Linked DNA regions of Homo sapiens: all the other regions are linked to region 2. A link is a contact called in ENCODE Hi-C or POLR2A ChIA-PET data. All regions are on one chromosome and are shown on one strand. The core of a region is the stretch at or near the end of the contact, and the rest is flanking DNA. Distances in the headings are between cores, read along the strand shown.

What was found. A loop is a pair of places that touch in the nucleus more often than their neighbours do. ChIA-PET counts read pairs that join two places held with the same protein, here RNA polymerase II (POLR2A). Pooled maps may share reads with other maps.
Region 1: a loop to region 2 is called in a map of naive thymus-derived CD4-positive, alpha-beta T cell, with 25 times the contacts of the local background. The contact joins the promoter of XPO1 here to the promoter of AFTPH in region 2. A Hi-C loop is called at or near these places in 2 of 168 maps with a recorded cell type or tissue (both naive thymus-derived CD4-positive, alpha-beta T cell) and 9 of 50 pooled maps. POLR2A ChIA-PET finds 5 or more read pairs at or near these places in 1 of 52 experiments (Caco-2).
Region 3: a loop to region 2 is called in a pooled map, with 3 times the contacts of the local background. The contact joins the enhancer-like site here to the promoter of AFTPH in region 2. A Hi-C loop is called at or near these places in 1 of 37 single-sample maps with no recorded cell type and 2 of 50 pooled maps. POLR2A ChIA-PET finds 5 or more read pairs at or near these places in 2 of 52 experiments (GM10248 and H1).
Region 4: a map with no recorded cell type shows a loop between it and region 2 (12-fold over the local background). The contact joins the enhancer-like site here to the promoter of AFTPH in region 2. A Hi-C loop is called at or near these places in 1 of 37 single-sample maps with no recorded cell type. POLR2A ChIA-PET finds 5 or more read pairs at or near these places in 1 of 52 experiments (WTC11).

What each region holds. Positions count from the first base shown.
Region 1 is chr2:61,536,912-61,539,611 of GRCh38, reverse strand. XPO1 (exportin 1) reads left to right here and starts at 1,256. Exons shown (of 25, transcript NM_003400.4): 1 at 1,256-2,050. RefSeq lists enhancers at 1-703, 1,272-1,531, 2,626-2,685 and a silencer at 642-781.
Region 2 is chr2:64,522,921-64,525,620 of GRCh38, reverse strand. AFTPH (aftiphilin) reads right to left here and starts at 1,293. Exons shown (of 10, transcript NM_203437.4): 1 at 1,009-1,293. It overlaps AFTPH-DT (AFTPH divergent transcript), which reads left to right and starts at 1,466. Exons shown (of 1, transcript NR_136167.1): 1 at 1,466-2,700. It overlaps MIR4434 (microRNA 4434), which reads right to left and starts at 108; the gene lies at 56-108. RefSeq lists enhancers at 414-914, 915-1,415, 1,517-1,736 and silencers at 787-1,036, 1,047-1,126, 1,157-1,316.
Region 3 is chr2:62,305,496-62,308,195 of GRCh38, reverse strand. No RefSeq gene overlaps it. Among named protein-coding and RNA genes, the nearest start is that of MIR5192, 100 kb to the right of the region's middle. RefSeq lists enhancers at 1,104-1,393, 2,114-2,183, 2,224-2,293, 1,859-2,384, 2,385-2,700. Within about 2 kb of position 1,280, at least 18 of the 41 ENCODE cell types and tissues checked have a DNase peak (open chromatin) inside an H3K27ac peak, as active enhancers do.
Region 4 is chr2:62,128,357-62,131,056 of GRCh38, reverse strand. The region is part of intron 2 of COMMD1 (copper metabolism domain containing 1); the gene reads right to left. Among named protein-coding and RNA genes, the nearest start is that of B3GNT2, 66 kb to the left of the region's middle. RefSeq lists an enhancer at 1,357-1,406 and a silencer at 1,257-1,457. Within about 2 kb of position 1,341, at least 3 of the 41 ENCODE cell types and tissues checked have a DNase peak (open chromatin) inside an H3K27ac peak, as active enhancers do.

The sequences.
Region 1 (2,700 bases), core at 7-2,506, 3.0 Mb after region 2:
GCTAAAGAAAATTGTTATTAATTCAATAAATCATTTATCTACCTCTTGGTGGCACAAAGGGCCTAGTAAATTTTGGTGGGCTATTTGCTCTTAAGCAAAGAACAATCTGTAAAGCTGATTTGGAGGACGCTTGGGAACAAACGAGAGGCAACCACGTGAAAGGCAACGTGCATGTGACTTTCACAGAAAATACTATTTGATGATGATTTAGTACGTGAAGTGCAGCTAGGGTAAAAGGAAAATCTGAGTGTTGCAGATCAAGGGCACCAGGTGGGACGCAGTTGGCATGCAAGCTCAGCCAGCCAAAACATGCGCTGTCAAACCAATCACTTGGGATTACAATGTTTTGGTTTTCAGGAAAGGTTGCTTGTTGAAGCAGCCAAATTCCAGCCTGGAGAGACAGAGTTGAAATTTTAAGGAGACTTTCCCAAGAAGTATTTCGATATCTTTTCCGACACCCTGAGAAGATCACGAGGCGCCAAGAATGCACGCCCTGCGCCTCACCCCAACCCCTCTCTCAGCTACCTGGCCCCAAAACCAGGCCTCTAAAATGGATTAGAGAGGTCTGGGGCCTAAAATTGGCCTCGGAAGCGTTCTTTTTCCCTCTTTTCTCCACCCCTTCCAGAGTTCAAAACTGGGTGTGCCCTCCCTTTTCCGAACGCAGCCCCCATCCGAAGGGCGGATCCTGATTCCCGCGGGCTCAGGCCCCCGCAGGTTGGCGGGAGCCGGTGGGGGCGGGCCGGCCGAGTCCGGGGGAAGCAAAGAGAACGCTGCCGCGCGCCCCGATCAAACTCGCGCCGCCACCAGCTCACGAGCTGCGCCCCACCCTCTCCGTCACCGAAGAGGCCCAGCCAATGAGCGGGCGAGAAAGGCCGGGCCTGCGAACTAGGCACCGGGAGGGAGAGGGCCGCAGGGGGAAGGGAAGTCGAGAGCTCGAGGGCGGGCTGCTCTTGATTGACAGCTCGTTCGAACGAATCCTCCACGCGGCTTTCCTTCGCTCTCTTTTCTACTCATCCCTGCTCTTCGTCCCACCTCCTCCTCCTCCACCCCTCTCCTCTTGCCTTTCGACCCTCCCCACTTCCCCTCCCCCACTCTGCGGGCAAATCGCTGCTGAAAAGAGGTAGGGGCCGAAGCGGCGGGCTCGTGTGGAGCCGTGAGGCGGGATTGACTGGCGCTCGGGCCAATGAGAGATAGGCTCATGGCGCGGCTGTAGCTGGAACTGACCAATAGGAGGGCGGGCTGGGGGCGGAGGCCCAGGTTCCAAACGCTCCGCGGCGCCATGGGCTGAAAACTCAACCGAGATGGAATCTCCCAGTCTGAACCGGTTTCAACCGGTTCCGAGTTTGAGGCACTAGGAGGAGGGGGAGAAGCGGCTGCAGCGGCCGCGGCAGGAGCAGCGGGAGCTACAGCATCAGCAAGAGCAACAGTAGCTACAGCCCCGGCGGCGGTGCCTGTTCCAGTCTTTGCTGCTGCAGTCCGTGCAACCACCCAGAGGGGGAGGGGGGAACCACCAGTCGCTGAGGAACAAGAGAAGGGGGGAAAGTTTAGGCGAGCCTTGGGGGGGGGGGGGCCAGCGCCGGAGCCGCGTGAGAGAGGGAGCCGTGTTTTGGTAGGGGGGAGTCGGACTGCAACTGGCAGCAGAGCGTCTCCCCGGCCGTGTGGACTCTACACCCCCTACTCCTGCCGCTTCTGCTGCTGCCTGTGGCTGGAGGGTCCCCCTGGGGCTGAATCTTTGGGACTTGACCCCGTTCCCTCCCCCTTCCCTCACTCCCCAGCCGGGCGGGAGCATTTATTCCCCAGATTAATTCCCCTTTTGGGGGGGGGCGGGTGTGTGTGTGTGTGTGTGTGTGTGTGTGTGTTGGGGGAAGCGTCCCTGAAATAGTAAATATTATTGAGCTCTTTTTGCCCTTTTCCTGTCCGTTTTTTTAATTTCCTTTTTTGAGGTGGGAAAACTGAAACCCACCTTGATTCGTCCCCTCTCCCCCCTCCCCACCTTCCCTCGCCCTAATCCCCCAACGAGGAAGGAAGGAGCAGTTGGTTCAATCTCTGGGTAAGTCGACTGTGTCTTCGGGGCCGAGGGTCGGGCGGCGGCGCGGCCGGGCGGGCGGGAGGAGGCCGGCGTGGGGCGCGGCGGCGGCGGCCGCGGGAAGCGAGCCCGGGAGGCGGCGGGCGGGCCGGGGGCGCGGCGGGCCCACAGCGGAGCCTGCGATTGAATGGAGCCGCTTTTGCCGCTGGGGGATGGAGGCGGGGAGGCGGCCTCGGGAGGGGAGCGCTTGCTGGGTCATTCGCGTGTGCGGGTGGCGGTGGAGGAAGGCGAGGAGTGTGATAGTGAAGCGGGGCCCCGCGCGGGGTGGGAGGGGTTCCCCAGCCCCTGGGGCTGGGGAGAAGTTGGGGTGATTTCAGGAACATCTCTGTAAATTATTAGGAGTGGAAGTTTCCAGAAATATTTAGTGCAGCAGCATTGAAACGTCCGCCTGCATCACGTGGCCCCCTCGGTGGAGAGCTTGGGATGGGGGAGGGAGGGGCTGCCGACTCCCTGTTCCTCCAGCAAGGAAACTCGAAAGCTCTCCGGTTTTGCAGAGTGGCATGTGAAGTAGGAAAGATCAGTTTTTCAGGGGCCTGCACATGGGATTCCGTCTTGTAGTTCCTTTTCAGGGGTTTGAATGTGATAAGTTGGTTAAACCATTTACTGTTGGCCTT
Region 2 (2,700 bases), core at 44-2,543:
TGTGTCTCCCCTCCACCAAATAAAATCCTCGGAATAGGAGGTGGAAGGAAGACTTACACTGTAGGAAAAGTTGAAAACCAAAGTTCTACTTTACTTCTCCTAAAGTGAGAACTTTGAAACGGAACCATTACTTTTGTTTCATCCCCCCGCCCAGTAAAAAATTTACATGTATGAGTCAGTTCTTCCCTCGGCCCCAACAGAAAAGATTCAGTATAACCAAGCTATAACTTGCACAAAGCAACAAGGAAAAAAAAACCTTGCTATCCCCATTACTTTCCTAATAGAGCAAGGACCCTACCACCCCTCACTCCATACTCTGCCTCTGCCCCAAGCAAGACGCAGCACCTGCCAAACCAGGCACTTAAGGAATATGGTCCAACTTTTCAAACGCAAACTGGAGAGGAGACGCAGATAATTTCTTGAAGAGTGCAAGAAGACAGCAGAAAAGGTACTCTGAGGAAGGGATGCGTGAGCTTTGGGGCTGTCCCCTCTGCCTGTTGGAGGATTCCAAATTCGCTTGCTTCAGAGACCCTTGGAAGCAGCACACTCAGGTCGCGGCCAGCCTCGGGCCTCGGTGAAGGAGGCAGTGTTTACACCTGTCACGAGGGAGGGGGAAGGAGAGCGAAGAAGCCCAAGCAAAGCCCCAAACTTCTGAACAGCTCCCTGGAGAACGCAGCCAGCGCGGAGCTTTGGGAGGTGGAAGCAAAGGGGCAGGGAGAGCCGGCGGTGGCCGGGGAGGGAAGGACTCCCACTTACCCGGCCGGTGCCCGGGATGGCGAGGAGGGGGCCGTGCGCTTCGGGCGCCACCAGCGGCGTTCCCGCACTCGCCGCAGAAGAGAGCAGAGCCGGGAGCCCGCAGGCCCGCAGAGCCAGCTCCGTCCTCACAGCTCCCGGCTCCGCGGCGGGCAGATGCTCCCGGCCCGGGTGAGGGTCTGGCTGCTGGGCCGGGCCTGGTCCCCGCACCCTCTTTCCCCGGCGCAGCTAGGGGAGCGGAGCGGCGGCGCTTACCTGGCTCCTTCGGGGCGGCTGCGATGGGCATGGCTCAGGGGCCCGGGGAGGAACTGACTCCCCGGGGAAGGACCGTCTATTCCGACGCGGAACTGGTGAGAGCGGAAGGCCGGCTGCTCACAGCCCTGTCAGCGCAGCAGCACCATGGACGCCCACCCGGAGTTTCACCGCTGCCGCGGGACCCCCATCCCACTACCCTCCGCCCTCTTCCGCCGCCGCCGCCGCCTCCTCCACCTCCTCCGCGGAGACCCCCCGCCCACTCCACACACTCTCCCATCATGCAGCGGGGGAACCGCTGCCGCCGACACGTCACTTCCGGGCGCAGGTGGCTAGGTCGGGACCGGGCGCTGGTGGGTGCTGTGGGGTGGGGGAGGACACTCCAGGGGAATTGGTGTCACAGAACGCTTATCCCTGCGCAGGCGCTGTCGTGCAGAGCGCCGACCGCCATTTTGGGTGCGGGCAAGCTGCCCTTTCCTTTTACTTCCTTGCGAGTCATAGAGCTGTAGGGGGATAGACGTCTTCCCGCACTCAGGCGCCGGTTGAGGCTGCGCTCCTGGCGAAGGACAGGTGCTCCTTTCAGCCGGTTAACGTTCAGCTCAAGACCGGATTAAGTCTCTTGCTCTCCAAATAAAATTGTAAAGGTTTGGAAATATAGAACCACATTTTTACCAAAAACCTACTAGAGAGCATTCGTCAGCTTGCCCTTTTCGCCCCGAAAAACGACTTTTTCATTCACAGCCTGTCTCTTCCTCTTTTTAAATTTATGCCGACAGAGGAAGAAGCTGATATTTAACAAATAACAAGAGGTTGCGATAAATAGAATTTAAGGTGGGAAAGCAGCCGCCAAACTGACAAATCGTCTTCGAGACCGACAAGAAAATAGTAGTCCGGAATTTGGCTAATGGATGGAGAAGGTGGTCGTTTTTCATAGACCCTTACGGAGAATATCTAGTGAAGCTAAAGAGATCACCATAAACTTATGCATTCAAACGCATTTCTGGAACAGAGGTCGTAACCGATTTTGTTTCCATCATCAGTCCTGAACAGTTGATTATTTATATAATCAACTGTTATTTATATAAAGGTAATAAAAATATTACCTTTCCTCCTCCTTTACAATGAATATCTGTTAGAACACCTGCCAGTGTAACAATCAGACTACAAGGCTACAGGATTATGATTACTGTCTCGGATGATGAGCCCGGGGTCCTACAAATCATGACCCCCGCCGGCCCCTCATTCTGCCCATATTTGCCAAACGTCTGCATCAGTAATTTGAATAATTTAAAATAGTTCCAAAACAGCAAAGCTCAGCAGTTACGCAAAGAAACAAGAATGGAAAACATCCCCTCAGGCACAGAGAAGTGTCCACCCCTTTGGGTGGAGGAATTATACAAATCAGGAGAAAGATAAGGACAATAGCAGTTCATCACGATTTATCCCGCCTCTGCAATGTTCTAGACAAATTAACTCGGAGCGCTCCAATGGACCCGCATTTGTCTCTTTACTATTCAATCGCTGTAAGATATACGGAGACTGCATCACTTTAAATGGGAGTATCAATTGCTTTGTGGTTATGCTGGATTTTGTGTTATTGCTCAGTCACTAAAGTAAGAAAAATCTATATGGCTTGTCAAATTTATGCCTATTGTATTTCGCCCCCTGCTGGTTTAGCTCGTGTGCAAGCTTGAA
Region 3 (2,700 bases), core at 31-2,530, 2.2 Mb after region 2:
TTGCAGGGCACCTGGCATCTAGCACGCTTCTGTAAAAGCCACTCGGATGCGACATTCCTAGCCCACGTGGTTGCTCTTTGGTTTTCCTTTTCTGTAAAATGGTGATGATAAAACTACCACCTCCCAGGTTTAACATGAGCATGAGATAAGGCAGGGCACAGAGGAAACGTCGATAAAGGACAGCTACGAGGGATGTTACATGCTTTTACACTTATTATTCCTGTGAACCAAGAGTTTGGATAGCGCTCCGATCCTTGATAAAGGGCCTTTCCAACTAATCTCAGGGACCACTCCTACAAGAATCACATAAGCATGGCAACTGCTCCCTGCCTTCTACAACTTCCTGGCTGGCACAGATCAGGGACTCGCCCACAGGTCTCCTTGCTAGGCAGGCTCCTCGGCCCCTCCCTGGTGCCCTGTCAGCTCTAGGCTTTCTTGCCCCCTCATCAGGCAGTGCCTACCCACCCCTCATAGAAACCCACATGTACAGAGGGACTCAGGTTCAAGGCCTTCTCTTTTTTGGTTGCCCCGTAGATAAGCACTCATGGCATTTTAGTTTTGTAAGTTTCACAGCAGATAATTACAGGAAAACAGATAGGGGATGGTCAAAAGAGCAAATCCCAGGAAGGTGCGAAGTCCTCCCAGGCTGGTCCTGACTTTCTGGGAATAGGAAGTGTTACTCCTGAAGACTGTGGCGATTCATAGGACTTTTATATTGAACATGGGACCAGGACACCGAGAGGCAGGTCAGCCCTGGAGAAATTTCAGCCAGTGCTAGTTTCCTGTCAGGAAGGGCAGGGGAGAAATGGGCAGCTTCCACTCTTCACAAAGGATAGCAGTGAATGAACTCCACTGCTACAGAGACAAACCCCTCAGGTCCTGGCTGAAGACAGACGAGGCAGCCAGCAATCTCAGATGCCTTACCTATTTCCAGGGGACAGGGGGCTGGACACAGAGAGGAGGGTCACCAGCCTGGCACAGAGAACACAGAGAGCAGAAAACTGAGCCAAGAAGGCTGCCCCCTCCAAGTGTTTACCTGAAATATTCACAAACATGATGAGTCACAGAAAGAAAGCAGAAAAACCAGTAAGATGTGTAACCAGATTCTCTTCCACAAAGCAAGGAGAAGTTGTGGCAATAATGCCAGTGGGCACGGTGTGCTCTGCTGAGGGCCCTGCTTGAGAAACCTGTGTCTCCACCACACTTTCGGCCTCAGCTAAGGTTGAGAAGGGAAACTGACAACTGTGCCAGGGCAGGAAAGTCCCTGCAGGAAGCCTGCTGCTGGTCTGGGTTACCAGGGCAACTGGCAGCTGCTCTCTTCTCTTGAAAGAGAATGGACTTGGGAGGCCCAGATGGGCTCTGCCCTAGTAGCCCAAATAAGAAGGCTTAACCTTAGACAGCATCAAATAACATCGGAGTACGCCGCCCCCACAGCACTTCCCATGCATCCCCATCTGATTTCATCTACCTCTCAGGAGAGCCGGGTGCAGGGTGATTATAACCATTCCATTCCACAGTGGAGAAAACTGAGATCCGGAGACACTAAGTCACTTGCTTAGATTTACATGACTAAGAATTAGTTTGGATCCATCTGGGCATGGTGGCTCACACCTATAATCCCAGCACTTTGGGAGGCTGAAGTGGGCGGATCACTTGAGGTCAGGAGTCCGAGACCAGCCTGGACAACATGGTGAAATGCCATCTCTACTGAAAATACAAAAACAAAAACAAAAACAACCAACCAAACAGACAAAAAACTAGCCAGGCTGGGGGCTTATGCCTGTAATCCCAGCTACTTGGGAGGCTGAGGAAGGAGAATTGCTTGAACCCGGGAGGTGGAGGTTGCGGTGAGCCGAAATCGCACCACTGCACTCCAGCCTGGGTGACAGAGGGAGACTCTGTCTCAAAAAAAAAAAAAAAAAAAAAAAAATAGAATTAGCTTGGATCCTACCTGAGTCTTTAAACACCAAGTCTAGTGAACATCCCCCTACACAGTCTGGCTGCCGAATCAAGAGCTTGGGTTTTTTCAGTGCTCTCATATCTATGAATGCATGCATTCTGTTTGCAAAATACCAGGCATGGATCATACCCCTCTTCATCTCCCACATCAGAGATGTGAAACGGCCGTGCAAGGAGGCAGGGCTGCCACGGCAGCAGTTTGAGTGGGTAGCCAACATCTGACCGAGACTCGAATCCAGAGCTTTTTCCATGACACCAGCTGGCTGCCTTGCCCCTCACCACATCTGGAAAAAATGACTCAGGTGACAGCAGGCTAATCATGTCATCCTTGTGACTGCAGGTGCCACGTCGTTTATGAAGCACTTTAAAGTGGGAACGCTTGCCCTGGCTTTCCCCCAGGCCTTTATTAAGTAAAGGTCATGCTGTTTGTTAAGATTTGAGCACACTGGTGGCTGGCTCACAGGAAAGAGCTTCATAAGCTGTGCCTGAGATAAGGTTGCTTCTGGAGGCCTCTCTGCAGAGAAGAGCGAAGCCCACCCCCACTGCCTGGCTGGTTGGATAATAAGACTCAGAAGCTCCAGTTCTCCCTGTCCCGTCTGGCCTCTGTGAATTGTCTGACTGCACTGCCACTTTTCTCACCTGCCTGAGGTTACTGTCCCAGAACCACCTGACCGCACAAGAAAGGCGGGAGCAAAGATAGGTTCAGGCCCAGAGATGGTTTCTAGTCTCCCTCTGTGATGG
Region 4 (2,700 bases), core at 92-2,591, 2.4 Mb after region 2:
CAGCTCTAACACCTCCTGACAAGGCCATCTCACATATTCCTAATGAACTCCTTCCCTGGTAACCACTCAACACTCCTCAGGAAACTTACTGGTCAAGCCTAAATCTTTAATGCTTTAGCTTTAACTCACTTCCTAGCAAGGTTAGAGAGCATAATTGATTATTAGTTTACAGAATAACTGAAGGCTGTTAGTAAGCAAATGTTTGGTTTTATCCATCTACACACTAAATAACCTCTTTGAGTATTATTGTCCATTTTAAAAACCTCCTTAACTAGGTTCTGAGCAATTCTTCTGCAAAACAATACTACAGTGACAAAATGCTTAAACTAGAAAATAAAAGACTTATCACATATTAAATACTTGAATAGAACCATTTAGAACAAATTCAACATAAAATAAAACAACAGTCCTATATTTTCTACAGTAATACTACTTCCCATGCAAAATTTTCACAACGCTTTATCCTCTAATTTATGGATCATATTTAGGATTATAATACAACATTGGCAATGTTGGCTCTAATGTCTTGTGTTTTCTTTTAAAAATGATAAATTTGGGGGATGGAGGGTGAGAGTGGGAAAGGATGCCTTAGAATTTCACTAACCAATACTGATTCAAAAAGGCCACATAGGTGTGCACCTGTAATCGCAGCTACTTGGGAGGCTGACGCAGGAGAATCACTTGAACCTGGGAGAGGGAGGTTGCAGTGAGCCAAGACTGCGCCACTGCACTCCAGCCTGGGCGACAGATTGAGACTCCATCTCAAAAAAGAAAAAAAAAAAAAAAGTCACATAAAGCTGGCTATGTTTCATAAAGCTTATTACCCCAGATTTTTCTTTTAATTTCATTTGTTGACACAAAGGGACTCTTGTTTGTTTTTTTGTTTGTTTTTTTTTTTTTTTGAGACAGAGTCTCGCTCACTGGCGCGATCTCGGCTCATTGCAAGCTCCGCCTCCCGGGTTCACGCCGTTCTCCTGCCTCAGCCTCCTGAATAGCTGGGACTACAGGCACCCACCACCACGCCCGGCTAATTTTTTATATTTTTAGTAGAGAAGGGGTTTCACCGTGTTAGCCAGGATGATCTCGATCTCCTGACCTCGTGATCCACCCGCCTCGGCCTCCCAAAGTGCTGGGATTACAGGCGTAAGCCACGGCGCCCGGCTCAAAGGGACTCTTTATTGAGCACAAACTTTGGCCATAAAGCCTATCCTCTGTTTGGGCTGTCCTTTCATATGCTTAAAATAACCCTTTGACCCACAACTCTGCAACTGTCTTCTGTGTTTAACCACAGCGGAAGGAGGGGAGAGAAAGAGAGAAAGAGGAAGAGGGAGAGCAAGCACTCAAGAATGAACACATATGGCAGACATTAAAATTGGCAATGGCTCCTTGAAGGGCAATTAAATAATAAATAAGAAACCCAGTAGCACTGAACATTGCCTGCCAGAGAAGTTCAAAACATCTTCATAAGTAAACCTGTGTTCACCACTCATTCCCACACTTTCTGTGGCTTTCTTACAATTATCATTGATACTGCTCCTTTACTTCAAGAGACCTGGAATCCCAGAAATAGCTTCTCTGTAGCAAAAGATCACCCAACTTCCTTCCTAAGGAACCACTGGCCCCAATTAAAATTTTATATTTTCCTGAAAACTGTGCTGATTATTTTCCATTTGTCCTTTCCTATTCATTATCTTCCCTTCTCTGTCTTATTCCATGTCCTGTGGGGCTGTTCTCAAAAAATTGTGTCACTCCTTACAGTTGGGTTCAGGCAAGAGGAGAGAGAGGTTATTATATTAATTCTTCTGATATTTCCAATATTTTCTATGTAGGGTATCGTTTCTTCATTTCCTATTTTATTTACTGGTCTCAATCACTATTTCTTCTGGTTCACAAAGCCAACAGTACACACATAAAGCTAAGTCTCTTCAGACTGCCGAAGCATAGAATCACCAAATACAAACTCCAAGGTTGAGCAGAGCAAGGCCTGTCATCATGCCTAGGTTGGTAAGAAGGTTGCCCTCCAAGTATTAAATAATAGGATAAGCTAGAACCAATATTTGATATTTTCTATTACCATTTGATACTGATTTTTTTTTTTTTTTTTTTAGATGGAGTTTCGCTCTGTTGCCCAGGCTGGAGTGCAGTGGCGTGATCTCGGCTCACTGCATCCTCTGCCTCCCAGGTTCAAGCAATTCACCTGCCTCAGCCTCCCAAGTAGCTGGGACTACAGGCGTGTGCCACCATGCCCAGCTAATTTTTTGTATTTTTAGTAAAGATGGGGTTTCACTATGTTAGCCAGGATGGTCTCAATCTCCTGACTTCGTGATCCACCTGCCTCGGCCTCCCAAAGTGCTGGGATTACGGGCGTGAGCCACCGTGCCTGGTCTTGAAATATCTTATATGGTAGCACTTTGATATCTTAAGAATGCAAGGAAGGGAAGGAGGGAGGGAGGGAGGTAGGCAGAAGAGTAGGAGAAGGAGGAGGAAGAACAACAACATCAACAACTAAGATGAGATTTCATTAAGAATTTGCTCTTTAATTAGATCCCGTTTGTCAATTTTTGCTTTCGTTTCAATTGCTTTTGGTGATTTCGTCATGAAATCTTTGCCCATGACCATGCCCTGAATGGTACTGCCTAGATTTTCTTCTAGGGTTTTTACAGTTTTGGGTTTTACATTTAAGTCTTTAATTCATCTTGA